Regions from separate parts of the Homo sapiens genome. Here region 1 is linked to region 2. A link is a loop called in an ENCODE intact Hi-C map of the cell type or tissue named here. Cell type or tissue: psoas muscle. All regions are shown on one strand. Links, peaks and the distances in the headings refer to the core of each region. The heading gives the core; the rest is flanking DNA. Region 1 has its middle 40 kb from the start of DUSP8. Region 2 overlaps TOLLIP (toll interacting protein).

Region 1 (4,377 bases), core at 231-4,230, 230 kb after region 2:
GAGCCCTCCTCCATCCAGAGGCAGGCTGTCCACTCTTAACCACTCCCACCCCCAGATCCAGGTGGCTCCGTGACTCCCTGACCAACAGAAGGTGGCTGAAAGGATGTATTGTCTTCCAGCCATTTTCATGATGGCTCTCCTGGGATGAAGGCCGTCCCGGCAGAGGCAAAGAGAGGCCACGTGGGGAGTCCTAGAGCCCAAAGTGTGGTCTGGGACCATGAGGTTAGCACTGTCTTTACAGTACCACAAAGGTGCCATGTGCCAAAGCCTTGTGGAAGCCACCTGGCCTGTAAAATTACAGCAGGATAAACACAGAACCTGACAGATCCAGCTCTCGAGATTTGCAAAAAGTAAAGCCACTCTATTTATTTGACTCTAGAAGATAATAGGTTTTTTTTTTAATTTTAAAAATATTACTTATGTTAAGATATACTGGGTTTTTAATTATTTCTAAATGAATTAAAGTTGTTTTACATTCTCAATTTTAATTTCTGAAAGATGAATATTCATAGCTCCATCATGTAAACTCAATAAGGACTTTTTTTTTAATTTTAGAGGCAGGGTCTCACTATCACTGAGACTGGAGTGCAGCGGTGCAGAGCTCACCGCAGCCTCAGCCTCTTGGGTTCAAGCAATCCTCCCGCCTCAGCCTCCCAAACAACTGGAACTAGAGGCATACACCATCACATCTGGCTAATTCTTTTTACTTTTTTGTACAGATGGGGTTTCCCTATGTTGCTCAGGCTGGTCCTGAACTCCCAGTCTCAAGTGATCCTCCCACCTTGGCCTCCCAAAGTGCTGGGATTACAGGCAGAAGCCACCATGCCCAGCCTCAACAAGGACTTTAAGGGGTCCTGAGAGCAAGAAGTCCAAAAACTCTGCTCTAGGGTGAGGATATAAAACTCTGCCTGGAGAGATCCATGTGGGGGAAACTGTGGCACCCCAGCAGACACCCATGACAGCAAGGCCCCTGAGGGCTGCCAGCCCAGCCACCACGGGTGGCAGTGCAGGAATAACCTGTGGGGCCAGAGCCCCACCCACCAGCCCACAGATGCGGGAAAGGTGATGAGGCCTCATGTTAGGCCCAGAAGTTTCAGGGTTGGTCACTCAGAAACAGGTGAGCAGGAACCACCCACGGCCAAGCCGGAGGCTGCTGAGCCATGCCCAAGATCAGAGACGCACGCGTCTGGAGCAGCGCCTGACACCTGACCCTGGTGGCTGACCATGCGGCCTGCCTGGCAGTCCTGGGCATGGGATGCACACCCGCACCCTGGCCCACCCAGGGGCAGAAGAGGGGACCACGAAGTTGTGTGTTTTCTGCTGAGAGCATCCACCAGAGCAGAGCTGCTCAGGAGGGCACACGGTGCTGCAGGCTGAGCATGTCACACGCAGAGCCAAGGCCGCCTGCTGGGAAGCCCACCGCTGGCAGGGAGCACAGCCTACGCACAGAATGATGCTCTCATGGTAATACTCCCCACGGAACCCTGCAGGGGTTCATTTTATTCTATATTGTCATCTTTTTTAACATTAAAAACTTGGCTACCGGTGACACTGATTATTTCTTTTAACCCACAATATTCATAAGATGGTTGCCAAATTGTAAGAGCAATCTGACCTGCCACCGAAGCCTCCTGAGCGCAGCCTGAGGTCTCCTTGCTGTTCCTCCTGTCCTCAGACTGTCCCCCATGCCCACATGAGCTCAAGGGCTTTGCTGGCACAGCTCTTCAGCTCAGAGGTTATCCAGGTGATACACAGCCAGGCTCACCAGTTCCTGCTCACAGAGGCTTCCCTCCCTGCCCCTTCGTCTATTCAACTGATACGGGAGCTGAGTCACATGCGCTCCTGCTGGCTAAATTTGACACAGCCCATTCATCAAAATATTATTAAAGACGACAATCGACTGAAAAATATTAAATAAAAACCCACGTGTCCCTGGAACCATGAGGGGGAGGAGGCAAAGGCAGCCCTTCTGAGACAAAGCACCAGGGAGCCAGGGCTCCCTCCATAGGCCTGCATGGCGAGTCCCCTCCCTCACCTCCGCAGGTCTCAGCTCAACAGCACCTTCTCAAAGAGGCCTTCTAGAGCTCCTATTCAAACAGCTCTCCCACGCACCCCCTCCAGGCACCCCATCCCACACCTCCTTACTCCCGTCCCCCTCGGCAGTGGGGAAGCTGCCCAGGGGTGGCTCCTGTTGCCTCTGTTCACGCGTGTCCGGAGCACTCAGAGCAGGCTGCGCGCATGCAGGCCTCCAACAGGAACCTGACTCAACCCAGATTCTCAGGCCCACACTCTTGTATTTCATGACACCACTGCTATGACAAATGGTCCTGTCACATGTGGCACAAAGAACAGGGCACGCAGCAGAAGGGCAGATGTGCCGGGAGGAGGAACCCAGAGCGGCCGCCCATGTAGAGGGCTGGCCGCAGGCTGTGGGGAGAGGCCAGGGCTGTGCAAGACAAACTCAACACAGACAAGCCATGCTCACGCCAGCAGCTTTCAACCCACGCCGGAGCTAATTTTATGCTCCTGGGCTCACGCCCAGGCCTGGCCCCAGGCTCAGGCATCTGGCTCCTCAGGGCCACCTGGCACCATCAGGCCTTTCCATGGGCTGAGGACAAGTCCCAGCAAAGCAGGAGTTAGGAGCTTCCGTAGACGGTGCAGGCCAAACCCCGAGACAACAGCCCCACCTGGGCTCCTGAGATTGCATTGCTGTGGGGATAGGGTCTGCCAGCCCACAGCCTGCACAGCCACCATGTCTGGAGGGGAAAAGGCGCTGCTGAAAGGGTGCTTGGAAGAAAAGTCTCCCAACCCGCAAAGGTCACGGGCAAAAGGGAAACAGCATGGTGCCTCCATGCTTTCCAACCCTCCAGCTTGCCTGCTTTCTGCAGGGAAAAGCTGCATACCTTTGTGGGAGCTCTTTGCCTCCCCGCCCACCACAGCGAAATGCTCGATGACACAGACCAAAATCACCACCACGCAGGGCGAAAAACAGGAGCTGCGGCACTTAACTCACTCACATTAACTAACTCACGTTAGCCCCGGGACATCCGCAAACAACTGCAGGGATGAATGAACAGACATTCCAGCCCAGGGAGCCGTGTGCGCTGGCAAAGGAGACCTTCAAAGAGAAGGGAGCCAGGGACAGCAACGCGACTGTGGCCACAGTCCACAGGCCAAGCAGTGCCACAGATCACACGTGGCCTGGAAGCCCTGCCCACCATCTCCTTCTTTTCTCTTTAAGCTTCCACATTTTGTTTGTTCCAATTGTTTCTACTTCCACTGAACACCAATGGGTGTGCCCCAGCCAGGAGAAATCCTGTGCAGAAAAAAACAAACATGGTGAAGGCAAAGAATGGGAGGCTCTTCTGGCCAAAGACAGACGGGAACAGCACACGCCCTTCCCTTCCAGACAGGTCTAGCACTGGCAGGAGGCTGCACAAGCAGTAATCACCACGGAGAAACAAAGGCCACGGCCCTGTGGCTCCCAACCAGCACTAAGTGGCCCTAACAAAAGTTGCAGTGGGCCCTGGTGTTTCTAACCCAGACCGCTGTGTGGACAAAGGAGAAACACTGGGGTGACAGGGGCATGGCACAGGGGTCCTCCCTCACAGTGGCCTCAACACCCCTCCTCCCGTACCGGATGACCGCAGCAGAGACCACAGCTTCCTCTGGAGAGGGGGTCTGGTGGTACACCAAGCCCCTGCTCGATCTGACAGCAGCACTTGGCAGGCAGACCCCTAGGGTGGCTGGCTTTCCCAGGGCTGGGAAGAGGCCCTCATGAGCCAGGACACAAGGGTGGCACTTGGTGGTGGCAAAGGTGGGGGCTGCGCTGTCTCAGATACACTCGTGATGAGAAACGCAGCCCTGCTGTCTACCAGCCCCCGACCAGGGGAGGCCGTCTGCAGCTCCCCTGGTGGGCTCACCCCCAGCTTCAAGGACACTTGTGCAAGGGTTCCTAGTAGTCAGTCCGAGCAGGAGAAATGGGAGGGGTGTCGCTAGGGGTTTACGGGGAGGCTCATTCTAAAAAGGGCTCCATGTATCCACGACCACTGCTTTTTTTTTTTTTTGAGATGGAGCCTCACTCTGTCACCCAGACTGGAGTGCAGTGGCGCCATCCCCACTTACTGCAACCTCCACGTCCCGGGTTCAAGTGACTTTCCTGCCTCAGCCTTCCGAGCAGCTGGGATTACAGGCACACGCCACCACGACCGGCTAATTTTTTGTATTTTTAGTAGAGACGGGGTTTCACCGTGTTAGCCAGGATGGTCTCAACCTCCTGACCTCGTGATCCGCCCGCCTCGGCCTCCCAAACTGCTGAGACTACAGGCGTGAGCCACTGCACCTGGCCGACCACTGCTCTTTTTAAGGTTAATTTGG
Region 2 (4,377 bases), core at 116-4,115:
GTTGCTGGTGGAGTGGGGTGGAGGCCTGGTTGCTGGTGGAGTGGGGTGGAGGCCTGGTTGATGGAGGAGTGGGGTGGAGGCCTGGTTGCTGGTGGAGTGGGGTGGAGGCCTGGTTGCTGGTGGAGTGGGGTGGAGGCCTGGTTGCTGGTGGAGTGGGGTGGAGGCCTGGTTGCTGGTGGAGTGGGGTGGAGGCCTGGTTGCTGGTGGAGTGGGGTGGAGGCCTGGTTGCTGGTGGAGTGGGGTGGAGGCCTGGTTGCTGGTGGAGTGGGGTGGAGGCCTGGTTGCTGGTGGAGTGGGGTGGAGACCCAGCCGTCTGCAGGGGCCCCGGTCAGCGCCAGTGCCCTGGGCAGTTGTTTTCAGGAAATACCGAGTGGAACCTGGAACCCTCGGTGTGTCGGACGTGAGCTTAGGCAAAGTGCACGTGCTGAGGCCGCCAGAACGCCTCTGCCATGCACACCAGAAACCCGTACCTGCCTGTGCCATGGACTCCCAATGACACGGTGCCAGGCAGGGCTCCAGGAGGTTCTGAGTTAAGCCCTGCACCTGCTGTGCTCTGGGCGCCTGGCACTTCAAAGGACCCCGAGAGGGTCTAGCTCCTCACCTGTGTCCCCATCTAAGGCCTGGAGCGCACAAGCCAGTCAGCGCTCCACAACCAATGTGAGTAAACAGAAGGGACCCGGACGATCCAGGCACCGCTTCGAGCAGTTACGGACTCAGGACCCCCAAGTTCGGGAAGCTCTCTGCAGGCTGCACCCCAACCTGAGCAGCCAGCATGGCGTGTGCTCAACCGCTCTTCTCTAAAAAGCAAAACACACTTTGTGCGTTTCCCCACACTTTACCCCGTTTTTGACTGGGACACGTCACGAGTGACCTTTGCCCTGTGAGAGAAGCCGTACTGCGAGAACAAGCAGAGCACCCCGGCTTCACCTCCGGAGGGTGTGGCATAGGCCAGGGCCCGGAGGGACCCCCTGCCCTTACGGACAATCGAGGAGGGTGCAGAGGTGCCTGAGCGGAGTGGGCCCATGCCAGGAGTCCCAGGCCAGCCTCCCCCAGGCAGCCTCTCTCGAGGCGCTGTACAGCTCAACAGCAAGCTCTGGCTCAGGAGGGCGCTGAGAGGCCCCATGGCACGAGATGCTAAGCACCTGTTCCTGTTGGCACACAGGAAACACTGGGGTACAGAAGGCCAGGGCCCTTCGCCTGCCTCCCAGAAGGATTCACAGCCCAGAGCTCTCTCCCCGGGGGACACCTGGCCACACAGGACGTGCTTCCCTGCCAACCCCACAGGGCCCTGGCACAGCCCATGCCAGCAGGCTCTATGACTAGCTCTGTCTGCTCACCAGGAACGGGTTATCTTGCAGAAACAGACTCGTGCTAACCAAGTTCTCAGGACTAACATACACAGGCCAAATTCCTGTTTATTTGTGACAACTGCTTCCTGTGTGCCACATGCACAGCTCTGAGGACATGGCAGGAAAAGCACCGTATCTCCTGGGCACACATGGCAGACAGACAGGCGGCTCGTGCCCTCCTGGGCACACGTAGGGGACAGACAGGTGGCTCATGCCCTCCTGGCCACACGTGGGGGACAGACAGGCGACTCATGTCCCGGAGACAGCAGCATGGAGAAGCCAGTCGGGGGAGGGTGTGGGTGGTCACAGGGACGTGTGGGCGTGGGGTCCAGAGGCCTCTGAGGGAGCACTGTGGGTCCCTCGCTGCTCTGGATCCTGGTTGTCCCGGTATTTGAAGGCGTCCAGCGCTCCATCTCCTTGCTCTGCACTCTTTAGGTGTCCGTTAAAGACAGTGGGACTGCTCATTACTGGGAGAAAATAAAATTATATCCAAAGGCCTAATGATCAAGTGTCATTTTTCAACAAGGATTTAACCATAAAATGGCAAATAGGAAAAGAGGGTTTTTAAACATAAACCGTGTGGATAGAACACGAAAAGGGGAGAAGCAGCTCCCTGCGGATGGAGCTCATCAGCCCCACGCAGCCCGGGGACCGCAGCCAGCGCCATGTGGCGGGGCAGGTGCGCGTCCAGCTCCCCGAGATGACACACGCCTCACATCTGGGTTTTCTTCCCAAAAACCCACACCCCAATTAAGAGACATCTGACAAAATCCCTGACCAGTCAGTCGTCCTCAAACCGTCAAGGTCCCAAAAACACAAGGAAAGCCTGAGAGACGGTCCCAGATTGGAGATGGCAGACATGATGGCTAAACGCAAGGCAGGGTGCTGGGACAGCAGGGGACAGTCATCGAAAAACCAGGACAGCCAAATAAAACCTGGAGCCAACAGTCATGCCCCCAGCTCAGCGCCACAGCTGTGAGAGCTGTTCCCGGGGAGGGGAGCGTCGGCCAGGGGACATGGGTGAGACACACAGGACCTCTTCGTGCCAGCTTTTCAATTCGTCATAAGACTGAACACTACAAAATTCAAGGTTTTTCAGAAAAATATTCCATTTAACCTGAAGACAGGAAGAGCAAGAGAGGAGACGGAGACCAGGCTTCAGTCCTCCCCGTACAAATACTGGTTACGCAACCTGCTGCCCCGCCTACCAGGGAGAGGCGGCTTGCCTGCTGCTGCAATGCCCTCGTTTCTCAACTTAGAGCAAAGCCCTTCAAACGAGGAGGGAGTGCTACCAGTTCATGCTTCACGAGTCACAGGGGAGAGAGTCCAGGTGCTGAAGTAAACCCTATCGTTTCAGTGACGACACTCGGTCCTTCAGTAAATGTCTATTTTGAATTTATTTTTTAAATTCAGTGCTAATCCTAAAATTTATTTTTGCCATATGATGATGGAGGAACTATTTCAATGGTCACATAAAAATATATGCTTTACCCTGGTTCAAAGGCTTGGAAATATGAAAACAAAAATGATTACTCCCGATACATAATGGATATTTTTCTAGAATTTTGCTTCCATGTACAAGATGCACATACTGAGTTCAACACTAACAAGTCTAAATGCCCGTGTGAAGGCCAACAATTCCACTTCAGGAGCCAGTCCCCTGTCAATGCTCACTCGGGCACGTGAGCACAGGATGCCTGAGGCTGCGTCACCTGTGCCGTCAAAACGCCCCGTCCACCAGCCAGGCACATCCACCCAGCGCATCGCCACGCGGCCTCACCAGGAGCCGGCGGTCCCTGCCGCGAACACATGGAGACTCGGGGGACGGAGGCGGAGGCGGAGGTGCGGCACGACCTGCTGCAGGGAGCCATAAGGAGGCCTCTGTCGACACCAACTCTGGAGGAGCATTCAGGAATGGAACTCGAGGGAAACAGGCAGGGAAGATTCTATTTCAATTTATTTATACTTTTATATCCTGCTAGTTATTTTTAGAAACTTTTTAAAAACATTCGTGAATTACTTTTAAAATAAAAAGGACAGGGTAGGGCTCTCATCCCACAGAGCTCACAGCATTTTATCTTCTCTGAAAATAAAAGCTACTTTTATAAATATTAGTCTGTTTTAAATATAGTTTTAAAATGTAACTTCAAATTTCTTGGAATTGCTGATTCTCCTCCCCCATGTGCCGCTCTCAGAGGATCACGACGCAAGCCTGTGACTGACGACCATTCCTCCCTCACTGACGCCAGAGCTCTAAACCACTGCAGCGTACCTTTCCACACGAAAGAAAAGAGGTCTCCAACATTCACTTCTATTTAAAACAATTTCTCTTCAAGTCTAAGTTTTAGTTTTGGCACAGAAATAAAGTCTTAATTCTTCTTTTTTGTCATGCAATGTGTGTAGTCAATCCAAAGCTAATTTTTCTTTTTAAGCACACAAATTAAACACCCACTGTGAATATTCCTGTTGGTGACACGTCTCCAACGGAGAGAGCCGCTGCTTCCTTGGGCCACACTTTCTGCCCGACACCTGTTAGGAATACGTTTCCGACTGAGAGTGCCGCTGCTTCCTTGGGCCACACTTTCTGCCTTGACAGAGCCCCGGAAGAGCCCAGCTCAGCCCAGGACGTGGAGTCCTGAACACATGCAGTCCTGGCCTCACGCCTGCCAGGAGACATCACCCCAAGGAGCCGCACCACAGTCGCCCCTGAAGCACGGCTGGCCACACGCAGGCGGCAGGAGACCAGGGTTTCCTGGCCACTTCCATGACTGGCCCCCTGCGGAGCCTTTTTAAACCTTCTCACCGTTCCCACCCCATGACGCTGCGAGGCTGTGGAGGTGCTGTTTGTGTCTGTGTGCCACGCATGCACCTGCACTTGGCATGTAAACACTGCAAGCAAGGCTCAACGAGTCTCAGCGCTAACGCCAGGTTAGCATAACTAAGTCGAACGAAGTTCAATTAAAAACTAAAATGCTTCTAGCACTTCATGACTATGCGCTGAGCAGCGCTGAGTGTAATTTATTTACAT

What was found. Peaks named below come from ENCODE experiments on the same cell type or tissue, not always from the same donor. Only the 100,000 strongest peaks of a DNase experiment are listed, where the experiment ranks them.
Region 1: it touches region 2 in a loop (7-fold over the local background); 7 of 110 quality-filtered maps call a loop at or near these places.

What each region holds. Positions count from the first base shown.
Region 1 is chr11:1,529,818-1,534,194 of GRCh38, forward strand. No RefSeq gene overlaps it. Among named protein-coding and RNA genes, the nearest start is that of DUSP8, 40 kb to the right of the region's middle. RefSeq lists an enhancer at 2,203-2,703. In psoas muscle, for the core only: no CTCF peak of the experiment used is centred there; a DNase peak (open chromatin) is centred at 2,474; H3K4me3 peaks cover 1,589 bases; H3K27ac peaks cover 3,813 bases.
Region 2 is chr11:1,296,749-1,301,125 of GRCh38, forward strand. All of the region lies in intron 1 of TOLLIP (toll interacting protein), which reads right to left. Among named protein-coding and RNA genes, the nearest start is that of TOLLIP, 11 kb to the right of the region's middle. RefSeq lists enhancers at 1,669-2,400, 2,401-3,132. In psoas muscle, for the core only: no CTCF peak of the experiment used is centred there; DNase peaks (open chromatin) are centred at 1,233, 1,573, 2,563 and 3,996; H3K4me3 peaks cover 2,322 bases; H3K27ac peaks cover 3,854 bases.